2 separate regions of the Homo sapiens genome follow, and region 2 is linked to region 1. Evidence: read pairs that join two places in POLR2A ChIA-PET (ENCODE). Cell type or tissue: Caco-2. All regions are shown on one strand. Links, peaks and the distances in the headings refer to the core of each region. The heading gives the core; the rest is flanking DNA.

Region 1 (2,793 bases), core at 1-2,500:
GTTCCTTCAGGAGGAAGCAGCACTAAAAGCACTCTGAGTCAAGATGAGTGGGAAACCATCTCAATAAACACATTTTGGATAAATCCTGTTTATTGTCTTGTTTAAGTGTTAGGAAGTTCCTGTCTCAAGTATTCTGGGGCAACCAGGAAGAGGAGAATATTAGAGTCATTTGGGGCACGTAAGTGGCCAAGTACTTTAAAAGTCCCTTTGGGGGCATTTTTAACCACCTAGGCTCATTGGATAAATTTGTTTTTTTTTTAAACTGTGATACTATCTCAAGTGTTGTGTTTGGTGTTTTTTTTTTTTTTTATAAGAGAGATGGAATCTTGCTCTGTTGCCCAGGCTGGAGTGCAGTGGCACAATCTTGACTCATTGCAACCTCTGCCTCCCAGGTTCAAGTGATTCTCCTGCCTCAGCCTCCTGAGTAGCTAGGATTACAGGTGTGTACCACCATGCCTGGCTAATTTTTGTATTTTTAGTAGAGACGGGGTTTCACCATGTTGGTCAGGCTGGTCTCAAACTCCTAACCTGGTGATCCGCCTGCCTAAGTGCTGGGATTACAGGCGTGAGCCACCGCGCCCGGCCGACAGTTAACTCTTTACAATACAGTCTGACATACCAGTTTTAAGAAACAGCTTAGGATGCTTTATTTATAGTTCTCAGAAGCCTTATCTGGAAACTTAATGTAGAAGTTGCTGTTAGGCTTCTTGTCGAGGACTAGAAATCTTCATTCCCCTGCAGTTAAGAGAAACTTGTCCAAGCAGAGGTTAGTGCCTTATACTCCATAACCAATGTTGCAGCCGACTTTGGGCCAATGGAGGTTGTAGACTCATGAAGTGAGGGGGAGAACTTGTGGAGTTAAAAAAACCTAGAAGAAGAGGGAAAAGTTGAGTGAATTAAACGTGTGTATCTGAGCTTTTCAAAGATGAGGACAGAGGCTTTTTTACCTGGCTGTGGTGTTCCTAGAGTTGGTACATACACAACTGGAACTGTTTGTATCTTGTTTAGGAAGGCATTGTATGCTGGAAAAAGGACAGGAAATGTCACAAGGCATATCTGAGGAAGGCCTTAAAAGGCAAAGTCAACTCTAGAATGAGAATATTGCTAAAAATAATTCTTAAAAATAAGTAATAGTAATGGCACTATTACAGGAAGTTTTTATCCCAATTTAACCCATTTTAGAGTTACTTTCAGCTTTTGGCTGAAAGGGGGAAAATGGCCGGGCACGGTGGCTCACGCCTGTAATCGCAGCATTTTGGGAGGCTGAGGTGGGCGGATCACGAGGTCAGGAGATTGAGACCATCCTGGCTAACACAGTGAAACCCCGTCTCTACTAAAAATATAAAAAATTAGCTGGGCGTGTTGGCGGGTGCCTGTAGTCCCAGCTACTCAGGAGGCTGAGGCAGGAGAATGGTGTGAACCTGGGAGGCGGAGCTTGTAGTGAGCTGAGATCGTGCCACTGCACTCCAGCCTGGGCGATAGAGCCAGACTCTGTCTCAGAAAAAAAAAAAAAAGTGGGGAAATGGAGTAGACAATAGTGTTGTGTTAATTTTTTTTTTTTTAGGCTGTGTGTGGTGGCTCACGCCTGTAATCCCAGCACTTTGGGAGGCCTAGGTGGGCAGACCACCTGAGGTCAGGCATTCAAGACCAGCCTGGCCAACATGCCACTAAAAATAAAAAATTAGACAGGTGTGGTGGCGGGTGTCTGTAATTCCAGCTACTCGAGAGGCTGAGGCAGGAGAATCGCTTGAAACTGGGCGATGGAGGTTGCAGTGAGCCAAGATTGCACCACTTCACACCAGCCTGGGTGACAATGGGACTCCATCTCAAAAAAATTTTTTTTTAGACACACAGTATCACTGGAGTACAGTGGCACAATCATGGCTTACTGCCACCTTGAATTCCCTGTCTCAAGAAATCCTGCCTCAGCTTCCCTAGTAGCTGGGACTAGATGTGTGCCACCACCACACCCAGCTAATTTTAAAGTTTTTTTGTAGAGATGGAGTCTCTCTGTGTTGCCCAGGCTGGTCTTAAATTCCTAGACTCAAGCCATCCTCCCACTTTGGCCTCCCAAAGTGCTAGGATTACAGGTGTGAGCCATTGCACCCAGTCTGTTTTGTTACTTGAATTATCCCTAACTATGAATTTCAGCAAAAGTAGCTGTTATACCTCAAGATTTAGTAGTGGTTTCCACTTCTGAGTGGTGTGTGTTTGCCAAATCCAGTTTGTTGCTTCTTGGTAGTAAGTTGAGGACCTTTTTTTTTTGAAACGGAGTCTTGCTCTGTCACCCAGGCTGAAGTGCAGTGGCACGATCTTGGCTCACTGCAACCTGTGTCTCCCAGGTTCAAGCACTTCTGCCTCAGCCTCCCGAGTAGCTGGGATTACAGGCATGTGCCACCACACTGACTAATTTTTGTTATTTTTAGTAGAGATGGAGTTTCACCATGTTGGCCAGGCTGGTCTCGAACTCCTGAACTTAGGTGACCCACCCGCCTTGGCCTCCCAAAGTGCTGGGATTACAGGCATAAGCCACCATGCCCGGCTGAGGGGGACCTTTAATCCACCACGTTACTAGGACTAGCAAGGCTTAGTTTACACTGTTTGTTAAAATTATATGTGATAAGTGGCTAATTTTCATCCTTATTTGTGAAATAAGGCAGTTTCATCTGGGCGCGGTGGCTCACGCCTGTAATCCCAGCACTTTGGGAGGCCGAGGCGGGTGGATCACGAGGTCAGGAGTTCAAGACCAGCCTGGCCAAGATGGTGAAACCCCGTCTCTACTAAAAATACAAA
Region 2 (9,516 bases), core at 4,179-6,678, 86 kb after region 1:
TGGGGGTTGCAGTGAGCCGAGAATGGACCACTGCACTCCAGCCTGGGCGACAGAGTGAGACTCTGTCTCAATAAATAAATAAATAAATAAATAAATAAATAAATAAATAAATAAATTCAATGGTATACTGGAGCAGGCTCATAGGTAAGCTGATTGTTAGCATCTCTTGACAACTCTGAATAGTGATATCATATTGGTAACCTGAAATCGGCCATGATGGGAGTATTAACACCATAGAATTTGGCACATGTTACAAATTGGGTCCCCCTAAGTTTTTTTTTTTTGTCGTTGTTTTTTGTTTTGGAGAGTCTGTTAAAAATTTACTTGCACATAATATCAGGTTGTACCACTATTAGTGATGCCAAATTTGATTATCTGCTGAAGGTGGTGACTGCCACTGGAGATCTCTCCAGTATAAAGGTATGGTTTCCCCTCTGTGGGTGATAATTTGAAATCTTGAGACTATCCCATTTCCCAACAGGCTTTCACTTACTAGTCTTAATATCCATTGATGATCTTTGCCAGGATCAATTATTACAAGGAGGATTACAAAATCATAAATTTCTAATTCTATGATTCATTTTATATAAGCTGGTATTTTCCTGGAAAAAAGCATCCTTTTTTCTCTTCCATCCCTCCTTCTCTTCCTTCCTCAATTTATTTTTCTTCTCTTTCTCCCTCCTTCTGTCTCTTTCTTCCTTCATTTTTCTCTTGTAACCTTGAGCATCACTATGGGATCACGATTTTTTTTTTTTTTTTTTGAGACGGAGTCTCACTCTGTCACCAAGGATGGAGTGCAGTGGCACGATCTCGGCTCACTGCAACCCCTGCCTCCCCAGTTCAAGTGATTTTCCTGCCTCAGCCTCCCTAGTAGCTGGGACTACAGGCACCCGCCACTACGCCTGGCTAATTTTTTGTGTACTTTTAGTAGAGACGGGGTTTCACTATGTTGGCCAGGCTGGTCTCGAATCCTGACCTTGTGATCTACCTGCTTCGGCCTCCCAAAGTTCTGGGATTACAGGCGTAAGCCACCGCACCCCGCTGGGATCATGAATTTTAAGTTGATATTTCTGTCATTATTTTTTAAAAGATATATTTAAGGGGTACAAGTGCAGATTTCTTACATGCATGTATGACACAATGGTGAAGTCTGGGCTTTTACTGTAGTAAACATTGTACTCAATAGGTAATTTTTCAACCCTCTGCCATTATTTTTTGGATGCTCAGATTATCTACAATTTGGAGAGTAGGGGTCCCTTCAAGCCAGCTGCTTTTTGAGAAGTCACCATTACTCTTTGAGCACTTCTTTGCTTTCTAACGCAAGTTGTTTGAGACTCATTGTTCACTTTCCCTACTGAGCTGGAATCAACTAGTTCTCCAAGAGGCTCTGATTCCTTTAAATGGGGACTAGTATTTAGAAACCCAGATGTTTGTACATCACTATTGGGTTATAGGCCCTTTCAGTGAACAGAGCTTGTAAATAAAATTTGTTTTAAAAAAGTATGAGTTGTACAGCAATTTTAAAACATGTCTCTAAGCTCTCATATATATGTGAGACATACCCACGTATACATATATATACACACACATATACACATTCTTTGACAAGATGACTCAATGACTCAACATCATAAATATTCCACTTACTCCAAGTTAATAAATAAATTTAACATAATCTCAATTAAAATACCAGGAACACAAATAAATATTTGCCAATAATTAGCTGACCATGAAGCTAACTAAGCAGAGACTTTTAGTGGCCACATAGGTCAAAGAGTACAGATGTTACAGAACTAGTTCAGAAAAGACACTAAATAAATGTTCTCAGCAAAAACAAAAAACAAAAGCAGCCACAAAACCAGGGGAGGAGAAGAATCTGATTTCAGAGTTGCTACATTATATTATATAAAATGTTGAGTTTTTAACAAAAGATTATTAGAAATGTAAAGAAATAAGTATGGTCCATACATGAGAATAAAAGCAGTTTCCATAGAAACTGCCTTGAGAATGCCCAGACATTGAGCTTACAAGGCAAATACTTCTTTTTTTTTTTTCCTTTTTTGAGATGGAGTCTTACTTCATTGCCCAGGCTGGAATGCAGTGATGCAATCATAGCTCACTGCATCCTCTGCCTCCTGGACTCAAGCAATCCTCCCACCTCAGCCTCCCAAGTAGCTGAGACTACAGGCATGCACCACCATGCATGGCTAATTTTTGTATTTTTGCAGAGGTGGGGTTTTGCCATGTCACTCAGGCTGGTCTCGAATTCCTGGACTCAAAGGATCCGTCCACCTCAGGCTCCCAGAGTGCTGGAATTACAGGTATGAGCCACCATGCCTGGGCCAGACAAAGACTTCTTTTTTTTTTTTTTTTTTTTGAAACAGAGTCTCACTCTGTTGCCAGGCTGGAGTGCAGTGGCATGATCTCAGCTCACTGCAACCTCCACCTCCCAGGTTCAAGTGATTCTCCTGCCTCAGCCTCCCTAGTAGCTGGGACTACAGGCGTGTGCCACCACGCCCGGCTAATTTTTGTATTTTTAGTAGAGACAGGGTTTCATCAGATTGGCCAGGATGGTCTTGAACTCCTGACCTCATGATCCACCCACCTCAGCCTCCCAAAGTGCTGGGATTACAAACATGAGCCACTGTGCCCGGCCAGACTTCTAATTAACTTTAATGTCCAAAGAACTAAAGGTATTCATGTTTGACTAACTAAAGGAAAATACAAAAGTGCTATCACATTACACAGAGAATACCAATAAAGAGATAGAAGTTATAACAAAAAAGAACCAAAAAGAAATTCTGAAGTTGAAAAGTACAATAATTGAAATGAAAAATTAACTAGAGGAATTCAACAGCAGATTTGAACAGGCTGAAGAAAGAATTGGAGAACTTGAAGCTAGGTCAACTGAGATTATCCAGTCTGATGAATAAAAAGAAAAAAGAATGAAAAAAAAGAACAAACATCAGAGACCTGTGGGACACCATCATACGTACCAGTATATGCAAAAACGGAGTGCTAGAAGGAGAGGAGATAGAAGAATAGAGGAAGAAAGAATATTTGAAGAAATAATGGCCAAAACTTACCAAATTGATGAAAACCATTAAACATTCAAGAAGCTCAAACAACATCAATCCATCAACATCAAGCAGAATAAATTCAAAAAGATCTACATCTAGACACATCATAATCAATCTGTCCAGAGTCAAAGACAGAATCATAAAAACAGAAAGGGAAGGGATTCACCCCTCATAAGGGATCTTCCATGGGATTAATAGCTGATCTTTCATCAGAAACCATGAGGACCAGAAGGCAGTGAGATGACACATTCAAAGTAAAAGAAAAAGGGCCAGGTGCAGTGGCTCGCGCTTGTAATCTTAGCACTTTGGGGGGCCGAGGCAGGTGGATTGCCTGAGCTCAGGAGTTTGAGACCAGCCTGGGCAGCATGGTGAAACCCCGTCTCTACTAAAAATCCAAAAAATTAGCCAGGCGTGGTGGTGTGGGCCTGTAGTCTCAGCTACTCAGGAGGCTGAGGCACAAGAATTGCTTGAATCCAGGAGGCAGAGGTTGCAATAAGCCGAGATCATTCCAGCCTGGGTGACACAGCGATACTCTGTCTCAAAAAAATAAATAAAAATAAAATAAAATAAAATAAAATAAAAAGACTGCCAGCCAACAATTCTATATTGGGCAGAATAATCCTTCAAAAATGGAGAAATTAAGACATTCTAAGATCCAACAAAAATGGAGAGAATTTATTGCTAGCAGACCTGTCTTACAAGAAATACTAAAGGGAGTCCTTCAGGATGCAATGAAAGGTCACTAGACAATAGCTTGAATCACCATGAAGAAATAATCTGGAAAAGATAATTACATAGGTAAATATAAAGGACAGTATAAATGTATTTTCGGTTGTAATTATTCTTTTTTTCTATCTGATTTAAAAGAAAAATATATGGCCGGGTGCGGTGGTCCACGCCTATAATCTCAGCAGTTAGGGAGGCTGAGGTGGGTGGATCACCTGAGGTCAGAAGTTTGAGACCAGCCTGACCAATATGGTAAAACCCTGTCTCTACTAAAAATACAAAAATTAGCCAGTCATGGTGGCATGCATCTGCAGTCCCAGCTACTTGGGAGGCTGAGACAGGAGAATTGCTTGAACCCAGGAGGCGGAGGTTGCAGTGAGCCAAGATCACGCCACTGCACTCTAACCTGGGCAACAGAGTGAGACTCAGTCTCAAAGAAAAAAGAAAAAAATATTTATAAAGTAATAATTATAGGCTGTGTGGTGGCTCAAGCCTGTAATCTCAGCACTTTGGGAGGTCGAGGTGGGCGGATCGCTTGAGCCCAGGAGTTCAAGACCAGCCTGGGCAACACAGCGAGACCTCATCTTTACAAAAAAAAAAAAATTACAAAAATTAGCTAGGCACAGTGGCGTGCGTGTACCTGTAGTCCCAGCTACTAGGGAGGCTGGGGTGGGAGGATCCTTTGAGCTGGGGAGGTGGAGGTTACGGTGAACCATGAATCAGCCAGGAAAACAGAGGAAGATCCTATCTCCAAAAAAAAAGGCCAGGTACAGTGGCTCATGCCTGTAATCCCAACACTTTGGAAGGCCGAGGTGGGTGGATCATTTGAGGTCAGGAGTTCAAGACCAGCCTGGCCAACGTGGTGAAACCCTGTCTCTACTAAAAATACAAAAATTAGCTGGATGTGGTGGCACACACCTGTAATCCCAGCTACTCAGGAGGCTGAAGCAGGAGAATCACTTGAGCCTGGGAGGCAGAGAATGCAGTGAACTATGATCACATCACTGCACTCCAGCCTGGGCAACGAAGTGAGAATCTGTCTCAAAAAAAAAAAAAAGAAAACAATATATATATTTACTGGTTTGATGGGCATAGTATATAAAAATGTAATTTATATGACAAAAACAGCACAAACAAGGGACAGGAAATGGGTTTATATCGGAGCAAAGGTTTTATACACTACTGAAATTAAGTTGGTATGATGCCAAACTAGGTTACTAAAGATTAAGATGTTAATTGTAATCCTTAGGGCAATAATTAATAAAATCACTCAAAACAACACAGCTCCCTAAGCCAACACTAAACAAGAAGGCCATGCAGTTCATCATGAAGCCCAGTGATGAAAAGCTGAATAAGTTTGAGGCCAGCATTGCTCAGGCTTTTCTTATTTATTTATTTTGTAAGGAAAGAACTTTGGAGTACTTCCTTTCTTTCCTTTAAACAAAAATTTTGGCTGAGCATGGTGGCTCACGTCTGTAATCCCAGAACTTTGGGAGGCCAAGGTGGAAGGATTGCTTGAGGCCAGGAGCACAAAACCAGCCTGGGCAAAAAATAAAAATTAGTCAGGCATGGTGCCTCATGCCTATAGTCCTAGCTACTCAGGAGGCTGAGGTGGGAGGATCACTTGAGCCGAAGAGTTCAAGGCTGCAGTGAGCTATGACTGCAGCACTGCACTACAGTCTGGGAGATAGAGTGAAAACCTATCTCAAAAAAAAAGTAAATAAAATAATAAAAATTTTACATTAAAATTTTTTTTTGAGAGGGGTCTTGCTATATTGCCCAGGCTAGGAGCAAACTCCTGGGCTTAAGCAAGCTCCCACCTCACCTTCCAACTAGCTGGGACTACAGGTGTCCGACACCATACCTGGCTTCTCAGGCTCTTCTTTAACCTGGAAATAAACTGGGACCTTAAGGCTCAGCTAAGGGAGTTGAATAGAACAGCAGCCAAAGAAATTGAAGTTGGTGGTAGTCACGAACTATCATAATGTTTGTCCCCATATCTCAACTGAAATCTTTACAGAAAATCTAAGTTCTACCTAGCATGTGAATGGGAGAAAAAGTTCAATGAGAAGCACATTATCTTTATTTGTTAGATGAGAATTCTGCCTAAGCCAATTCAAAAAAGCCATACAAAAAAAAAAAGCAAAAATGTTCCAGGAGGTGCATTCTAATAGCTGTACACAATGAACCATTGATCTTGGTCAAGGTCAAGATCTCTTGGTCAAGGTCAAGATCACTTGGTCTTCCCATGTGAAACTATGGGCAACAGAATATGAGCAGTGGGCTCATAAAGGTTCATCTGGACAAAGCATAGCAGGACAATGTGGAGCACAAGGCTGAAACATTTTTGGTATTTATAAAGAAAGCTCACAGGCAAGGATGCTAATTTTAAATTCCTAGAGTTTCAGTTGTAAACAAAAGTGGCTAAGTAAAATATCATTCACATATACACAAAAATATAGTAAAAGAAAAAATAAAGCAGTTAAAATAGTACACTAGAAAATGTCTAACACAGAAGAAGGAAGAGGCTGGGCATGGTGGCTCACACCTGTAATCCCAGCACTTTGGGAGGCCGAGATGGGTGGATTACCTGAGGTCAGGAGTTTGAGACCAGCCTGGCCAACATGGCAAAACTCCATCTCTACTAAAAATACAAAAATGAGCCAGGCATTGTGGCGCATGCCTGTAATCCCAGCTACTCGGGAGGCTGAGGCAGGACAATCGTTTGAACCTGGGAGGCGGAGGTTGCAGTGAACCAAGATCATGCCATTGCACTCCAGCCTGGGCGACAGAGCAAGACTCCATCTCAAAAAAAAAAAAAGGAAGAAGGAGAAAGAAATGACTGGGCGCAGTGGCTCACACCTGTAATCCCAGCACTTTGGGAGGCCAAGGTGGGCGGGTCACTTGAGGTCAGGAATTCAGGAATTTGAGACCAGCCTGACCAATATGATGAAACCCTGTCTCTACCAAACATACCAAAAAATTTCCCAAGCACGGTGGCGTGCACCTGTAGTCCCAACTACTTGGGAGGAGATTCTGAGGAGAATCACTTGAACCCAGGAGGCAGAGGTTGCAGGGAGCAGAGATGGCACCACTGCACTCCAGCCTAAGCGACAGAGCGAGACCATCTCAAATAAATAAATAAATAAATAACAACAACAAAAACACCCAGCACTTTGGGAGGCCAAGGCAGGTAAATCAGTCAAAGTCAGGAGTTTGAGACCAGCCTGACCAATATGATGAAACCTCGTCTCTACTAAAAATACAAAAATTAGCTGGGCATGGTGGCATGTGCTCTTGGATTCCCAGCTACTCAGGAGGGTGAGACAGGAGAATTGCTTGAACCTGGGAGGTATAAGTTGCAGTGAGTCGAGATAGTGCCACCATACTCCAACCTGGGCAACAGAGCAAGACTGTGCTTCCGAAAAAAAAAAAAAGAAAAGAAAAAAAAAGAAAAGAAAAAGAAGGAAGAAATGGAAGAAGAGGAACAGAAAAGACATATGACATATAGAAAACAAATAGCAAAATGGCAGACATAATGCCTACCTTATCAGTAATTACATTAAGTATAAATAAATTTTATGTTCCATGAAAAGTCTGATTAGCATAATGAAATTTTTAAATGGCCCAGCTATATGTTGTCTGCAAGAGACACTCATGGGTCACAAGTATAAGGATGGAAAAAAAAAAAAGATGTATCATGCAAACAGTAGCCAAAAGAGAGCTGAGGTAGTTACACTAACATCAGACAAAACAGACTTTAATACAAAAATTGTTACTAAAGAAAAGGTCATTTTATAATGATAAAATAATAATCTATAATAAAGAGGTTGTCCTCAGTTCCTGGGAGGTAACCCCTAAACCTTTGGAATTTCTTGAGTAATAGGATTGTGTCTGTTATTTATGGTGGCCCCCTTGGATAACATTTGAGTTTATGCTAATGAGATGACTCAGGATGGAGTTGGATAAGGACAGAAAGACCAATCATGTGATTAGAAGGATGAGGTTTTGGGTCAGGTGATAGCAGCCCCACCTCCAGGGAAAAGAGGAGGGCTGGTGATGGAGTTTAATCACGTGGCCAATTATTCAATTAATCATGTTTACATAATTAATCATGTTTACATAATAATATCCCAATAAAACGCTGGAGCTGGGCATGGTGGTTCACACCTACAATCCCAGCACATTGGGAGGCCGAGACAGGAAGACTGCCTGAGCCCAGGAGTTCAAGACCAGCCTGGGCAACCCAGTGAGACCCTGACTCTACAGAAAAATTTTAAAATTAGCTGAGTGTAATGGCACAGACCTGTGGTCCCAGCTCCTCTAGAGGCTGAGGTGGGAGGATCACTTAAGCCCAGGAAGTGAGGCTGCAGCAAGCCATAATCACGCCATTGCACTCAGCCTGGGCAACAGAGTGAGACCCTGTGTCAAAAAACAAAAAACATTGGACACCAAAACTCAGTGGAATTTCCTGTTTGGTAAACACATTGATGTGTTCCACCTGTTATGTTTTCACCAGATCCTAATCCCATGGAGAGGGCATGGACGCTGCGTGTCTGGGACTCTCTGAAGATTTTTCTCAAAAGGACACAAAATGATTTGTATCCTTTATAACGAAACTGTGAGTCATTCTAACAAATTACCAAACTTGTTGGTCATAAGAGTGGGTAGCCTGTGAGTCCCCCCATTTGCAACTATCATCTGAAGTGAGGGCAGTCTTGTTGGGAACTGTGCCTTTAAAACCGTGGAGTCAGCTAACTGCATATTGGTGTCAGAATTGCATTGTGGTATTGCCAAAGGTCAATCTATTAAAAAGATGTAACAATTGTAAATGCGTATGTACCTAATAACAGAGCCTCAAAATACATGAAGCAAAACCTGACAGAATTGAGGAAGAAATAGACAATTCAATAATAGTTAGAGCTTGTAGATAGTTGAACAGGTGGAGATTCCCAGAGGATGGCATGCTCAGTGAGGGCATGGAAGCTCCACGCCCCATCCCTATATCTCACCCTATGTATCTCTTCATCTGTATCCTTTACAATATCCTTTATAATAAACTGGTAAACATAAGTAAATATTTCCCTGAGTTCCATGAGTCACTCTGCTTCCGTAATTGGTTCCTTCTGGTAGGTTCTTGACCAATTACGGAACTGGTCAGAAACGGAGTTTGTTCCTTCAGATGCGTCCAGAGTTTCTTCCTTCTGGTGGGTTCCTGGTCTCGCTGACTTCAGGAGTGAAGCTGTAGACCTTCGCCTTGAGTGTTACAGCTCTTAAAGGTGGCACGTCTGGACTTGGTCATTCCTCCCAGTGGGTTCATCATCTCGCTGGCTTCAGGAGTAAAGCTGCAGACCTTCACAGTTAGTGTTACAGCTCTTAAAGGTGGCACATCAGAAGTTCTTCATTCCTCCTGGTGGGTTTGTGGTCTCGCTGACTCCAGGAGTGAAGCTGCAGACCTTCGTGGTGAGTGTTACAGCTCATGAAGGTAGTGTGGACCCAAAGAGTAAGAAGCAGCAAGATTTACTGTGAAGACCAAATGAACAAATATTCCGCAGCACAGAAAAGCAACCGAGCAGGTTGCCACTGTCGGCTCGGTGGCCAGCTTTTATTCCCTTATTTGGCCCCGCCCACATCCTGCTGATTGGTCCATTTTACAGAGTGCTGATTGGTCCATTTTACAGAGCACTGATTGGTCCATTTTTACAGTGTG

Evidence for each region. Peaks named below come from ENCODE experiments on the same cell type or tissue, not always from the same donor. Only the 100,000 strongest peaks of a DNase experiment are listed, where the experiment ranks them.
Region 2: POLR2A ChIA-PET joins it to region 1 with 7 read pairs; 11 of 35 experiments call an interaction of 5 or more read pairs at or near these places.

Annotation. Positions count from the first base shown.
Region 1 is chr1:153,992,068-153,994,860 of GRCh38, forward strand. RPS27 (ribosomal protein S27) reads left to right here. Exons shown (of 4, transcript NM_001030.6): 4 at 1-88. The coding sequence ends at 26. It overlaps NUP210L (nucleoporin 210 like), which reads right to left. Exons shown (of 40, transcript NM_207308.3): 39 at 948-1,022; 40 at 623-868. The coding sequence ends at 768. Among named protein-coding and RNA genes, the nearest start is that of RPS27, 2.7 kb to the left of the region's middle. In Caco-2, for the core only: no CTCF peak of the experiment used is centred there; a DNase peak (open chromatin) is centred at 1,446; H3K4me3 peaks cover 181 bases.
Region 2 is chr1:154,073,746-154,083,261 of GRCh38, forward strand. The region is part of intron 16 of NUP210L (nucleoporin 210 like); the gene reads right to left. It also overlaps the pseudogene RPS7P2. Among named protein-coding and RNA genes, the nearest start is that of MIR5698, 26 kb to the right of the region's middle. In Caco-2, for the core only: no CTCF peak of the experiment used is centred there; no DNase peak of the experiment used is centred there.